Regions from separate parts of the Homo sapiens genome. Here region 1 is linked to region 2. The links are chromatin loops, found by intact Hi-C in ENCODE. Cell type or tissue: heart left ventricle. All regions are shown on one strand.

The links. Hi-C counts contacts between places; a loop is a spot of excess contacts. Peaks named below come from ENCODE experiments on the same cell type or tissue, not always from the same donor. Only the 100,000 strongest peaks of a DNase experiment are listed, where the experiment ranks them.
Region 1: a loop joins it to region 2, with 3 times the contacts of the local background. A loop is called at or near these places in 5 of 110 quality-filtered maps.

Annotation. Positions count from the first base shown.
Region 1 is chr16:77,918,585-77,926,584 of GRCh38, reverse strand. The region is part of intron 7 of VAT1L (vesicle amine transport 1 like); the gene reads right to left. Among named protein-coding and RNA genes, the nearest start is that of CLEC3A, 100 kb to the left of the region's middle. RefSeq lists an enhancer at 7,020-7,519. In heart left ventricle, no CTCF peak of the experiment used is centred here; no DNase peak of the experiment used is centred here.
Region 2 is chr16:77,857,774-77,865,773 of GRCh38, reverse strand. VAT1L (vesicle amine transport 1 like) reads right to left here. Exons shown (of 9, transcript NM_020927.3): 4 at 2,884-3,026. Among named protein-coding and RNA genes, the nearest start is that of VAT1L, 73 kb to the right of the region's middle. In heart left ventricle, no CTCF peak of the experiment used is centred here; no DNase peak of the experiment used is centred here; H3K4me3 peaks cover 442 bases; H3K27ac peaks cover 5,939 bases.

The sequences.
Region 1 (8,000 bases), 61 kb before region 2:
TTGAGATGGAGTCTTGCTCTGTCACCCAGGCTGGAGTGCATGGTGCAGTCTCAGCTCATGGCAACCTCTGCCTCCCAGGTTCAAGCGATTCTCCTGTCTCAGCCTCTTGAGTAGCTGGGATTACAGGCGCCTGCCACCACACCCTACTAACTTTTGTATTTTTAGTAAAGATGGGGTTTCACCATGTTGGCCAGGCTGGTTTCGAAACACCTGTCCTTAGGCGATCTGCCTGCCTCAGCCTCCCAAAGTGCTGGGATTACAGGTGTGCACCACCGTGCCTGGCCCAACTCCTATTTTATTACTCCTATTTTTTTTTTTTTTTTTTTTACTTTGAGACGGAGTCTCACTCTGTTGCCCAGACTGGAGTGCAGTGGTGCGATCTCGGCTCACTGCAAGCTCCGCCTCCCGGGTTCACGCCACTCTCCTGCCTCAGCCTCCTGAGTAGCTGGGACTACAGGCGCCCGCCACCATGCCTGGCTAATTTTTAGTAGAGACGGGGTTTCACAGTGTTAGCCAGGATGGTCTCGATCTCCTGACCTCGTGACCCACCCGCCTCGGCCTCCCAAAGTGCTAGGATTACAGGTATGAGCCACCGCACCCGGCCCCGACTCCTATTTTTTAATGACAGATTATCAGCAGTAAAGGATCAAATGCATACATGCCATTGATCACTCAAGGACCCAATAAAGCATCTAGGCAGCTTCATGGTCAAGGACTTTCAAAGCCAGAAGCAGGGGGAGGTGGGGGGAATTAAAGGAAGATGCTGCTTCTGGCTTTTTATGTTGTTTGGTAGATTTCTCAAAAGGCACTTTTCTGTAACCCAGCAACAACTCTGCAGGATCACCATCTATTTTATTCTTTCAATTTCCTGTAGTCTCTCTAGATTTTACGTCATCTGCAGAACGAGGGAAAAGCAAAATTGATTTTAGGAAGGGAAACTGTAAAAACAGTTCTGGGCTAGCTAGTCTCATCTCCTGCTGAGTTCATTTTATTAAAGGAAGCAGTGAAAACGCTAGAACGTGGAAAGCTGAAATAATCTTTTGTTCTTATATTGACTCTGGGCAGAGAAAAGCAATATTGATTGAAGCGCCATTGCATATATGGACCTCTTTAATACCCCGAAACAACCCTTTCCACTAAGGGGTATTATTAGCTTGATTTTGTAAATGGTAGGCTGAAACTCAAGCCACTTGATCGAGGTGAAATTAGTGACTATTTGGTAAAGCTGGGATCAAATTCACATTTGTCAGATTCAGATAACCAGAAGGGGTAGATGGTTTGGCCAATTCTGCAACCAGGGCCAGGACTAGGCAAGAGAAAGACCAGGGGGTGTAAAATTTAAGGAGGCCCTCACTCTCCAGGCTGCACGTGAACCTGAGAGTGAGTGCCTCCTTAAATTGTGTACACTAGGTACCTTGCTTGCCTGACCCTAGTGTGCCCTGGCAGTAACCATTGCTTGGTGGTAGGGAAGGCAAAAGCTACTAATTTTGAGGACTACCTATAAGCTGAACATTCCATGAGGAGCTTTACATAACGGACCACCCATGTTCTCAAAAGCCTTGTGGGTGAGTATTCTTACCTTTAATGCATACACTATTAGACAGAGATAGTTTTACATATCTTAATTCTTATGGAAAGGGCCATGTATTTGGAAAGAAATCCTTTAGTAAAATGAAAAGGTACAGAGACTGAGCTGGCTATCTCTCTACCCAGGGCTTAGGTAATTTATTTGCTGATATTCTTGAGACATTACCCTGCTAGACAGAGGGGGAAAAATTGAAGGTCTTGGAGTCTGGGTTGAGGGGATATGAAAATAAGGGTAAATGGGCCAGGCGTGGTGGCTCACGCCTGTAATCCCAGCACTTTGGGAGGCCAAGGCAGGCAGATCACTTGCCAGGAGTTCAAGACCAGCCTGGCCAACATGGTGAAACCCCGTCTCTACTAAAAATACAAAAAATTAGGTGGGTGTGGTGGCATACGTATGTAATCCCAACTACTTGGGAGGCTGAGGCAGGAGAATCGCTTGAATCTGGAAGGCGGAGGTTGCAGTGAGCCGAGATTGTGTCACTGCACTCCAGCCTGGATGACAGAGCAAGACTCTGTCTCAGGAAAAAAAAACAGTGGGGAGGAAGGAAAATAAGAAGTGGGTGGAAGCTTGGAGAAGGCTGGGAGTTTGTGCATTTTGATGTGCTCATTCCCGGCTCTCATACACTAAAGCTTAAAATGCCTGATATGTGTGCCAGGGAGGGGCATCTTATGGGACCCAGTGAAGAGGCTGAGCTTGATGCTGGGGTGGTCCTGCATGAAAAAGAGATCCTGCCTGCAGTCATGAGGAAAACCTCCAGATCATAAGCCCTAGAAAATAGCAAATATTGAAGGAAGAGTTTCAGACTTTCAAAGACCACAACATTGACTCGGGGGTGTCTGAGTCAATATAGCTTCTCCGGGAGAAAGGGGGATGCCAGCTGACATCTGTATTATGTACACATGGAGACAAGGAGGTTCAGAGATGTTGAATCAGTTGCTCAGTGTCTCACAGCTGGTAAGAACCAGTGGGGATGCAACTTCTTGTGTGTCTAGTTTCAGAGCTGCATAAATAGATTTCCTCATCTTTACTGGGGGAAGGGAGGGGGGGAAGGCAGACCCCAGACCATGAGGGAGAAATCCAAGCTTGTGGAGAGACAGTCAGCTTGACAAATGGGTCCTGTACACACCAGTGTGTCGGCTGCTAAGCTCATATGAGCTATCCTGGGATGGTTTTCACAGCAGCTTTTGTTTTGTTTTGTTTTGTTTTCCTCTCTCCCCAGTGTAGTGAAGGCACTTTGTTTTCAAAAACTGTGTGAAGCCACCCTGGGTACCAACTTTGAGAAAGAAGCAGGCTTGGGAGAAGCCTTTGTCCATCTCCCTCACTTTACAGATTGGGAAACTGAGGCCCGGAGGAGAAAGCTGTGTGACTAGGCAGGAGGCTGGCTTCTGAAAAATACCAAAGAAATTCTACAGAAGTCCAACAGAGAGTAGAAAAAACCTGATAGGTGAGGATGCTGGCTTAATTTTGTTAACATCAATCTTTCCAGGGACCAAGATTTTAAGACCTGATTCTGGGCCCCTGAGTTTATTCCATTCATTCATTCATCCATGACAGAGTCTTGCTCTGTCTCCCAGGCTAGGATGCAATGGCATGATCTTGGCTCACTGCAACCTCTGCCTCCAGGGTTCAAGCTATTCTCCTGCCTCAGCCTCCTGAGTAGCTGGGACTACAGGTGCGCGGCACCATGCCCAGCTAATTTTTTGTATTTTTGGTAGATACGGGGTTTCACCATGTTAACCAGGATGGTCTCGATTTCCTGACCTCATGATCCACCCACCTTGGCCTCTCAATATGCTGCAATTACAGGCGTGAGCCACTGCGCCCAGCCAAAGTTATTCCTTTTAACGGATGTTCAGAATTGTCCTCCAGAAGCCGAGGTTCGGGGGGTCACACAGGTTGCAGGGTCTCCTGCTGAAGGAGGAATTGAGAGCTGGGAGAACTCTCCAAAGCCCACCACTGTGGCAAGGAACTGCTGACTTTTAACAGGCTGCAAGGTACAGTGGTGGCTCTGAAGATTTAGTGCTTGTAGACGTCAACGAAGATTGAACAAACAGGTCTGGGTTGAGGTCCCGGAATCTGCATTATAAAGCTCCCCAGGAATTCCAACTCAGGTGGTTCACAGTGCACACTTTGAGGGCCACTGGCACAGTGAGAGTGGCATGGGTTGGAAAGTCAGGCAAACTTAGGTTTAAATCCTGGCTCCATGGGGAGGGGGTTTCAGCCCTCTGTTCCTCACCGTTTTTATCCATCAAATGGGAAGCGTTTGGGAGTGTGCAAGCTTAAAGGGAATTTCTAAAAAGTGCCTAAAACACTGCCAGGCACATAGAGTGGCATTCACTTTAATACCGTCCTCTCCCTTTGCCCTATTTTCGAGGCTGTTTCCCTACTTCTCCACTGCATAAGTCCTGTCCTTGCTGGCACATGTCACAGCACCTCTCTCTTCATCACATGCCCAGCTGTGACAAGCCGCTGACAGCTGCCTGTCTTTTCATTGTTAAGAATTAATCTCCTTGCATTCTGAGGCCAAGGCAGGAAAAGAATTTTCCTTTGCAGCCATTAATAAGCAGCACATTTCTAACAGTGGCTTAGGCTCCCTTTGTCTGTTCATTTGAAACGTGTGTGACTCTGCTGCCTTGATGGAACTGGCCTTGGTAATTACTATAATTCTGTGGCTCTGAGAAACTCAGCTTGAACAGAGTACCTTTTAATTCCAAGACCTAATAAGAACCACATGGATGTTGTACATGCATTTGTACACGCAGACATAGACACAGATACACAGAGACACATACAGACACTGCCCCTCCACCCCCGCCCGCCATCCCAAACTCACACAGCGAGAGATTCTTCATTTATGAAATAAAATATTCCACATGCTTAAATTTTCCAGAAAGTAACTTGTCTCAGTAGGTGCTAACCTGAAAAAAAGGTTTTTCTAAAGTATATGTGGCTAGAATGCAGTGGCTCATGCCTGTAATTCCAACAATTTGGGAGGCTGAGGCAAGAGAATTGCTTGAGCCCAGGGCTTCAAGACCAGCCTGGGCAACATAGTGAGACCCTGTCACCATAAAAAAAAATTATAAAAATTACCCAGGTGTAGTGGTATGCACCTGTAGTCCCAGCTACTCGGGAGGCTGAGGTGGGAGGATTGCTTGAGCCTGGGAGGTAGAGGTTGCAGTGAGCTGTCATTGTGCCACTGCACTCCAGCCCGGCCAACAGAGTGAGATCCTGTCTCAAAAAGAAAAAAAAGTGTACAAGTTTCCTTGATTGTTACTTATTCAAGTAGGATTTGAGGTGACTTAGTACAAGTGCCTAAAAGTCACAAATAAAGTGACCAAATTAGGACAAAGGGAAAATATTAGTAGAGACATAAAATTAAGTCACAGGTAAGAGGAACAGATAAAATAGATACGAAAGGTCCTGCATAGGTTTACAGGAGAGTGCATATCTGACTTCCACAGCCGATGCAAAAATAGGAATGTAACTAATTAAAGGATCTGTGGTCCCCAGAAGATCAGAACAAACACATTTCTCAAGAGAAATAGTTTTCTCTCCCACTGGATGTATTTCTTCCATGGGTTCTCCTAAAGGAGAGTCACTTCCATGGATAAAGTTATCAAGCACCCGTATGAGATACACAATAGAGCTGCTTCTTAATGCAACACGTCTCAGTGCAAACATAGGGGAATGTCAACATATTGTTCAGTAAAAGCAATTCCATGAGGAGTCAGAGGAATAGTCCCGATTTACAGTGTTCTTGGGCTATGGCTTATTCCAGCTGGAAAGAAAGACTGGCTTGCTTCCTTGCCCAGCCCCATGATGCTATTCCTGTCAGTAATGGCCCTTCTTACCATTAAGATAAGATTTGGCATCAGAGTCCTTGTGCAAACAGATTTCCAGGTAGCCCTTCGAGGCAATGAAACTGGCAAATGAGATAAAGCTGATTTGCCACTGCTGATCTAATGAAATGGATATTTGTGTTAACTTCTGATGAATTATCTACATGTATGTATGTATGTGTGTGTGTGTATATATGCACATACACACTACACACACACACACACACACAGTCATATGACACCTAATGATGAGGATACATTCTGAGAAATGCATGGTTAGGGGGTTTTGTTATTGTGTGAACATCATAGAGTGAACTTACACAAACCTTGACGGTATAGCCTACCATACACCTAGGCCGTATGGTACAGTTTATTGCTCCTAGACTACAAATCTGTACAGCATGTTACTGGACTGAATACTGTAAGCAATTGTAACCCAATGGTAAGCATGTATCTAAACACATCAACATACAAAAGGTACAGTAAAAATATGGTATTAGAATTTTATGGGATCACTGTCTTAAGCAAACGTCTGTGGACTGAAATGTCATTATACAGAGCATGACTATATCCACACACATTTATATATTATATACATTCATATACATATATTGACATATGAACACATACATATTTCGATATTCAGTCTTCTAAGTATAATTCAGGGGGTGTTTTCAAATGCTGATGAGGTGTGTGGAGTTGTTTTGTTCCTACTAAAAATGGCAGCTATGTGTCGCTGAGTCCTTGAGAGGGCATTTTGGAGGTCTCATCTGCTTCCTTCTCCTGCATTGCTGGGATACAGGCTATCACTTCTGGCAGTTTTAAATGGACCTGCCTCTATCAGTTTCCTCCACCTTTTGAACATTCGTAACTCACACCAGATCAGATTAGACACAGCCAAGATTTGCAATGGCCAGACTTGAATGAAAAGCAAAAGTTTCCAGGGACTGACTAGGTCCTGTTTGAATGGGTGAATGCTTGGCAGCTCTGTGCAATCCTTACAGCAATCACTTTGCTTTTCCTTCTGGAATTTTGTTTGTATCCGGATACGGTTTGATTTTATTTATTTATTTTTTTTTGGACAGAGTCTTTGTAGCCCAGGCTGGAGTGCAGGGGCACCATCTTGACTCACTGCAATCTCTGCCTCTCAGGTTCAAGCAATTCTCGTATGTCAGACTCTCAAGAGGCTGGGATTACAGGCACCCACCACCATACTCGGCTATTTATTTATTTAGTAGAGATGGGGTTTCACATGTTAGCCAGGCTGGCCTCAAACTCCTGACCGCAAGTGATCTGCCTCCCTTGGCCTCCCAAAGTGCTGGGATTGCAGGTGTGAGCTACCACGCCCGGCCAAGGTTTGTTTTTTAGATAAATGAGATATACTGAACCTTTATTAATAGTAATAGGTATCTCTTGCTCTGTGAATTCTGAATTTCTGAATTCTTGCTCTGCAAACTCAGGAGCTAAGGGCATTTAGAAAGCGAGGGATATTTTGTAATTTCTTTGTCCTTCTCTATCACAGTCATCTCTCCTCTATTTCACACATTGACTCACTCATCTGCATGAGAGCCACCAATTGAAAAAATGGGATCTGAGAAGGCAGTTCAGACTCGCTCAGTAACGCTTGCAAATTCCCACATCATTCATCCTACCCCAGCTCTCTTAAGCAGGGAAGCGGGTGGTGTTTTTCAGTTCCATGTATCTCTACCTCTAATTAATTTTAAATAGGCTGCCTGGCAACACTGTTGCTGAACACTTCACATTCCAGCTCCAGCTTCTATTTCTGTTAATTGGAGAATGTTTTGTTTCAACTAATCAGTCCAGCATCCTTTCCAATCAAAACAGCATCCTGGTCTAGGCACAACACCTGTCAATGAAAGGCACCGGTCTGGTTTGCAAATCAGGAAGCACAAGGGGCTCTCTGTTTTCCCCTGGACACCTAGGTTGCAGAGAAAGCTGCTGAAACACACACACACATGCACATGCACACATGCGTGCACACACATGCATGCACACACATGCACACACACACACCCTCAAAACTCCAGAAGGACTTTCAGCCTTTCATTAGTGCCTAGTTGGATTCAATGCACTTCCTCTCCCCTATTGGCACAGCCTCTACTGCAGAATGCCTCAGCACTGTTTACATAGCCACGACTCTCTTGAATAAACAAGAAGCTAGATAGGAAGGAATGATGGATGGTGCCTGCTTCCTGAGCAACTTAATTTTAACTAATAGCCATGGTAAGCTCAGGAGAGAGAGAACTTATTCTACTGAACAAACATTTACTGGGAGCCTATCTTAGGCTGGGTGTTCTGCTATGCGTTCTGAACCTTGAGATCAATAAGGGAAGGCTCCTTCCTCCAGGGAGCTCAGAGTTGGAAGGAGGAGAAAAATGGGCAAAGTAAGATTTAGGAATGATCAGCTTGGGAGGGCTGATGCATTCATTGCCTTTCCATATTAAACTTACAGTTTCCGGGATGAAGCTGGATATTGAGAACCAATTGGAAGATGGTATTTTTCCATCCTCCTTACAGCATGGATCAGCCAAATGGGTCGCACCCTCCCAGCA
Region 2 (8,000 bases):
TTCATAAGTTCAGCAAGCTTTTCCTGATGTGGGATCCTAGCCCATGGCATCCCTGCTAGTCAGAAATGCTCTTCCTTTGGCCAACTTCTCATCCCTCAATTCTCAGCCAAAATCCCACTCTGCGATTGACAGTGTTTCTGATTTCTCCATCAGTAAGTATTCGATAGCACCTTGCATTTCACTACCAGAGCACATGTCGAAAATGTGAATCAGTTATTTCTCTTTATAGTTTTATTTTTTGTCCCCTCTCCCTCCGTTAAGACTCTATATTCCACAAGGACAGTGGCTCTCAAGATGGCATTGCTGGATCTCTGGCTCTGGCACAGTCTCCAGGCCATCACAGACACAAAGCACAGATGTATTAAGCAATTGTATTCATGCGTACATGAAAGAATGCTTGCAAAAATACACGTAAGGAAGTCAAAGAAACAATGACTGAAGGGACAACGATAGTTCATTTTCCAGACCACAGCTTAAGAGAGTCAAGTTAAAGATAGGAAGAACTGACCGGGCGCAGTCACACCTGTAATACCAGCACTTTGGGAGGCCAAGATGGGCGCATCACGAGGTCAGGAGATCAAGACAATCCTGGCTAACATGGTGAAACCCCGTCTCTACTAAAAATACAAAAAATTAGCCAGGTGTGGTGGTGGGTGCCTGTAGTCCCAGCTACTCGGGAGGCTGAGGCAGGAGAATGGCGTGAACCCAGGAGGTGGAGCTTGCAATGAGCCGAGATTGCACCACCGCACTCCAGCCTGGGTGACAGAGCGAGACTCCGTCTCAAAAAAAAAAAAAAAAAAAAAAAAGGATAAGAAGAATTACCTGAGAGCTATGGAACTGGGCAAATGGATGTCCTCAAAATTAGCCTGCAGCCTCTAGACATCTGAGAAACAGAGGGTCAACTTCTAACATCTAGCTTTAAGCTTTCCTTTCACATCCTGCTGGAACTATTGGGACAACCTTAAATTATATGCAATGCTCTGCATTCAAAATTGAAAAATAAATCTGAAAACTAAGACCATCAGAACCCCCTCCTTTTCAAGAAACTTCCCAAGTTTCACCAAATCTGTTCTAAAACTATCACCTCAAATAACCAGCTCTCCCATCCACTTGTCCTTCAGTTTTCCCATCTTAATCTGTGATTTGAAGAAAATTGTTTCCCTTTTGAGACAGGCTCTTGCTGTCTGTCACCCATGCTGGAGTGCAGTGGCATGATCTCAGCTCACTGCAACCTCTACCTCTCGGGATCAAGCGATCCACCCACCTCAGCCTTCTGAGTAGCTGAGACTACAGGCATGCATCACCATGCTCATCTACGTTTTGTATTTTTGTGGGGGGGCACAGGTAGAGATCGAGCTTCACTATGTTGGCCAGGGTGGTCTCAAACTCCTGGGCTCAAGTGATCTGCCCTCCTTGGCCTCCCAAAGTGCTGGGATTATAGGCATGAGCCACTGTGCCCAGCCTTGTTTCTTTATTATGATTCTATCTGGACAACGTAATACCTTTGTACGTAACAATTTTGTGTTGGAAAATGAGAATGCCGAAACAATGGCTCTGGCCCAAATCTGAATCCTCTCGGAAGCTCTGAGTGGCATGGACCCTGAGAACAAGCCTGGGGCCCAGAGCAATAGCCAGAGTGAGACACACAAAATCATCTAAAACCATGATGGCAGCTGGGTTTCCATCTGCTTCCCTGTGCTGACAAACATGTGGCCATGATCAATAACTTCAGAATCACAGGTTATAAACCATCATTCCCCCAGGTGACTGCAACAGCCAGCAAATGATCTTGCAGCCCCAGCCTCCCTCTACCCATCCATCCCCTCTGCACCACCAGTGATTGTTCAAAACTCAAATCAATCATAGCCCCATTTTAGTCTGTCAGTGGCTCTTGGTCACACCCAGGTTGGAGTCCACATTTGCTGGATTGGTGTACATGGTCTTTATGTGCATCTGATACCTGTCTCCTTGCTCAGCCTCACCTCATGCCCCTTCTTCCCTTTCCCCCCAGGTGTCCCTTTGCCAACACCTATAATTAGATGAGATAACAAGACATCCCTGGACTTGCACCCCAGTAAGCCTTCTTGTAGTTCTCCCAGCCTCTGAGGCTCTTGCATTCCTCAGTATGCATGCACACGACTTTCCTTTCCCAGAGCAGCCCCCTCCCTGCCCCTTTCTTCCTATGGATAATTCTGGCTCATGCTTCACTGTTCAGAGAGGTGCTATCTATACAGGAAAATCACGGGCTCCGAAGTTGAAATGCCTGGCTTGACTCCAGGCTCCACCCTTTACTGCCAGTGCCAGGCCTTTCTGGGTGCACCCAATGACAAGGTTTCTCAGTTTGCTTTCAGTAAGGCGTAGCCAACGACCTGAGCAGTAGTGCTAGACTATGAGAAGGGTGTGTGTTCTTTCTGGGACTGGCCCATAAAACCTCCTATTCATGACCCTTTGGTGCTGTCTGCCCATCTGTTGGCTAGAAGCAAAGGACCTTTAGACCCAAGACAATAGTGGAACCATAAGATGAAAAGAGCCTGGGTCTCTGAATGCTCTTACAGAAGATCATCCACCAAATATCCACCTTAAGCTATCATGTGAATGAATGAGAAATAAACTTCCATGTGTTAAGATGGTCAAATAGGAGCTAGCGTAACTTTAATACATTAACTTTCCAAGTTAGCCGATTCGTTCCTTGGTGATAATAGTGAGGTTAAGAGGATTAAATGAACTAATGCGTGTGAAATATTTGGCACAGAGCTAATAATACTAAGCCCCCAATATATGTTTGCTACATATTATTATTATCCCTCTTTTAAATAAGTGCTACTGCTCTTTGAGAGCAGAGCAAGGGCCAGCCTGGTGCTTTTTCAAAAGCAAACATCTTACCTTTTAACTTCTTGCACGTAGTCTGCATTTCTGTCAAAGAGGTGGGTCACAGAGTCTTTGATTGCTTCATGCTTGAAAGTAGAGGCTGTTCCAAAGACAGTCACGTTGGGGACAGTGGAACACAGCTGAGCCACAGCTTGACCCTGGAAGGAAAAGACAATAGCTATGTCACACATAGGAGCCACCAGATCATAGCCAGTCTTGCTGGGTGTAGAGCAGGATTTCTCCATCGGCACTATTGACTTTTTTTTTTTTTTTTTTTTTTTTAGAGATGGAGTCTCACTCTGTCACTCAGGCTGGAGTGCAATGTGCAGTGGTGCGATCTCGGCTCACTGCAACCTCTACCTCCTGTGTTCTAGCGATTCTCCTGCCTCAGCCTCCCAAGTAGCTGGGACTACAGGCACATGCTGCCATGCCCGGTTAATTTTTTGTATTTTTCGTAGAGATGGGGTTTCACCGTGTTGCCCAGGCTGGTCTCGAACTCCTGAGCTCAGGTAATCCACCCGCCTCAGCCTCCTAAAGTGCTAGGATTACAGGCGCAAGCCACTGTGCCCGGGGGGCCTTTTTAAGGTTGGATTAGTCTTTGTGGTAGGAGACTGTACTATGCATTGTCAGATGTTTAGCCCTCCAGGCCTCTACCTACTACATGCCAGTAGCATCCTCCCAGTTGTGACAACCACAAATGTATCCAGACATTGCAAAGTGTCGCCTTGGTGGAAGGACAAAATGTCCTGTGGTTAAGAATCACTGGCATAGAGGAAAGTCAATGGGAATCAGGCGAATCCAAGCACCAAGACTTAAAAACTGATATCTTACAATGCCACCTACTTCACAGCGCTCTTGCAGATGTCTTAGTTTGGGTACCCCAGAAGCCGAACCTAAGATAACGATTTGGATGTAGGTATTTTACCTGGACAATGATCTCCGGAAATAACAAGGTATTAAGACAGTAAAAGAAGGCAGCCAATAAAAGATGTGTTATCAAGGCCATATCTACCATGTGTAACTGGAGCTCAATCCCTCTGGGGAACCCTGTGAGCAAGTGTAGAATACGCCTCTGAGTTATCCCAACCATGAGCAAGGAAGCCGGAGTATTTATCCAGCACATTTGCATCTGATACTTGTTGAGGGCTGCTTCTGCAATAGTAATTCTTGTGCCTATCTGGCTTCTTCCAGTCAAGTGGGCTCCCACAGCAGACAGAAGTCCTAAGCAACCTTCGGCATGTTAAGTGCAGAAAAGATAGGATGTGGCTGACAGCATCTTCTACAGGGAAGTGTAAATAAGGTATTTTGCAACACAGGTCAAAGACCTGGCACAAAATGTGACACTTAGATAATAAATCCTAATTACCTTTCCCCCTTAGGGGCTTATTATATCCATTGCCGAGATGTCCAGGCATATAGAGAAGAGGTCAACACAAGTTTTAAATATTAAGTGGTCCAGGGGAAATCACAAATGCAGTTAGGAGCAGGTTTATTTTTCCATATCGTTTTTCAGTATGGTCAAACTTGAAGTCATTGGACAAAATGTTGTGGTCATGTATATTCAGGCATTTTCCAGTAAAACCCAGTTTTCTGGTAACTAAGGTGCATTCTAAAGCCAAGTGTTGTCTCTTTCTGGTGTTCCATCTGCCATTTTAAGGAGGGAAAATATTCTACCAGCGTCATCTGTGATGTTAATTTCTGCCTATCATCTTATTTTCATGTCTTCATGCTGGCGGACTAAATCAGGTTGGCAGGTCAATTTATGGAAATGTCATCTTATCACCCGTTGCAATTAAAGGCAACACTGAGAGAATCACAGAATGTCAGAGTTGGAAGATCATCCAATTACCCCCTCCCCTGACTGCTCTATAGATAAAGGAAAAGACATTCAGAAAGGTTAAGGTTACCCACTTTTTCAGAGGCAAATCTGGGATTCAAAGTAAGGTCTCCTGGTTTCCACTTATTACCACTTTCCATTGTTATGCTGTCTACTTATTTTGACATTTTAAGCAAAGCAGGCTTTAAACTTCCTACCTAAAATAGACATGTTGCTGGCACACTCCCTTGGAGGTCAACATTTCAGAATATGGGCATGAACCTGAGACTCTGGACAGGCTATAGTTTTCTGTCCTAAGAATAGCATTGATACTTGTTTAATTCTCCTGCCTTCTAGATTTTATAAAGCAAAGAGAGGACTATCTTTTCTAGGGAGGGTAAATATCAGCAACCAATGCAGCAATTCTCTAAAATTTGCTGGCCTCAGATATGTCATAGTTATAGCTCCTTATGGACAGCGCTTGAGATAACCTTCTTACTACTGGGATGGGAAATTACAATTAGTTCCAGTCTCCCTGTATTCCCTTCGCCCTCTGTCCTTAGGCAAATAGGATATTCATTTATTCATTCAACTATTTTTCAAATTTCTATTCTGTACTGGTTGCACTGTGCTATGAATGCCAGAGTGTCCAAAATGATTGGCATGTGTTAATCTCCGGTCCCAAGCTGCCCACTGAGTCCTGGACTTGGGTCTCTATCGTTTTGGCATTTGTCTCCACCTGGCTGTCCCAAAAGCGACACATCACACTCAACTGATCCAAAACCTAACTCGTGGCCATCTCTGAATGAGTTACTCCCTAAGTCAGTTTCCTAGTGCTGCTGTAACAAAGTTCTACTGACCCAGTGGCTTAAACATCAGAAATTCCTTTTCTCACAGTTCTGGAGGCTCAAAGTCTAAAATCAAGGTGTTGGCAGGGTTGGTTCCTTCTGAGGGATGTGAGCGAAAGATCTATTCCAGGCCTTTCTCCTCGGCTTGTAGATGTGCCTATTCTCCCTGCGTCTCTCCACGCCGTCTTCTCTCTATGACACTCTGTGTCCGAATTTCCCCTTCTCATAAGGACACCAGCCATATTGGATGAGGGCCCACTCCAGTGACCTCAATTTAACTCGATTGCCTTTGTAAAGACCCTATCTCCAAATAAAGTGACGTTGTGAGGTACTGGGGGTTAGGGCTTCAACATATGAATTTGGAGTGGTGGGGGTGGGATGCAATTTAACACTCCTCTTACTGTGTTTCCTGCTTCAGTGGATGGACTGCACCATTCCCCAGCGTTAAAGCCAGGAATCTGGGCAGCATCCTGGCCTCCTCTTCCTCCCTCAACCCCACGTCCCTATATTCAGAAACTGTGTTATCTCTTTGTCCTCGACAGCTCTTATAACTGTCTCTTCTTAGTCTGGATCATCACATTTCTCACCCTGGACTATGACAACACTCCTCCACCTGACCTGGCTGTTTCCAAAAGTCCTTCTGTGGTCAGAGTGACATTTCTCAAACACAACACTGAACATGTCACTATTTATTTTGGACTTCCCAATGTCCATCACAGCTTTCAGAATAAAATGCACACATCTAGTTTATCACACTAGACTGGCCCCTATTATCTGACCCAGTCTCCCCTCATTCACTTATTTCCTCCGCTTTTCCAATTTCTACTCCCTAACACACACCGAACTTCAGCCACCACAGTTAGCATTTGCCATGAGCATGGCATTGTGCAGCCCTCAACCCTGGCATTCTCAGAATGACCTTTCATCTTACTTTTGTTTGTTATTAGAGACAGGGTCTCACTCTGTCAGGTTGGAGTGTAGTGGTTCAATCATGGCTCACTGCAACCTTGAACTCCTGGGCTCAAGTGATCCTCCTGCGTCAGCCTCCCCAGTAGCTGGGACTACAGGTACATGCCACCACACCCAAATAGTTTTTTTTTTTTTTTGAGATGGAGTTTCGCTCTTGTTGCCCAGGCTGAAATGCAGCAGCACGATCTTAGCTCACCACAACCTCTGCCTCCTGTGTTCAAGCGATTCTCCTGCCTCAGCCTCCAGGGTAGCTGGGATTACAGGCATGTGCCACCATGCCTGGCTAATTTTGTATTTTTAGTAGAGACGGGGTTTCTCCATGTTGGTCAGGCTGGTCTCGAACTCCTGACCTCAGGTGACCCGCCCGCCTCGGCCTCCCAAAGTGCTGGGATTACAGGTGTGAGCCACCAAGCCCAGCCTTTTTAAAATTTTTTTTTGTAAAGATGGGGTCTCACTATGTTACCCAGGCTGGTCTAGAATTCCTGGCCTCAAGTAATCAATCTTGGCTTCCCAAACCACTAGGATTACAGGCATGAGCCACTGTGCCCAGCGTCACCTTATTTTACTGAGGAAGAAGCTGAGGTTTACAGAGGTTAGATGTCTGCTCCAACACCACTAGAGTAACAGCTTGATCTGCTTCACTCCTGGCTGCCACACATACCAGCTGAGCAACGTATTGGCACCTCTGTTCACTCGTCTAAAATATTTGGTTAGCAATACTCTACACAGTCTAGGTTTACTGTGAGATTACGTGATATAATGCATCAAAGTGCCTAGAACAATCAATGCTCAATACATACTTGCTATCACTACTCCTAAGTCCTCTCTTACTATTTTTCTTGGTCTTATTACATTTGCAGTAGCAGCATATCTGCTATCCTGCTATCAGATCCTGCGTGACTATGCTATTTTAGCATCAACGCCAGTTTCCCCACATGCTTTCCCCCTTCTCATTATGCCCTCCCTTCCTCTTTCTTCTTCCAATCAGGGCTATTCCCACTCAGTCATCTCCATCCCCAGGAATCCTTTCCAGCATCCCAGATAGAGTTGGTTGCCCCCTTTTGTGCCCCTTTGACTTGTGGTTCTTTTCTCCCGAAGCGTGACCACCACGGCCTCTGTGGCTTCTGCCTGCCCCATCTGTGAGCTCTGTGGGGGCAGGGACTGTGTCTCCACCGGCCCTCTGCTCCTGTGCCCAGTGCAGAACCTGGCACATAGTAAATGTCTGGTAAAACTTGGTGGACGGATGCATGAGAAACTGGAGGAGTTGAGTGTATGGGGGCAGCCCTTCCCAGTCGTTTTGCAGCCTTCATGTCCTTTAGTGTTGTAGAGTTGGAGTAAAGCGTGCATTTAATTAACCTATGCAGGTTCTGACTGAAGCAGAACTTCACTATTTCTATTTTAAAGAAAAACATGCACATGGTTAAAAAAAAAAAAAAGAGAGAGATAATATAGGTAATCCAAATCACTTATGTACTTATATTATTATATAACATATAATA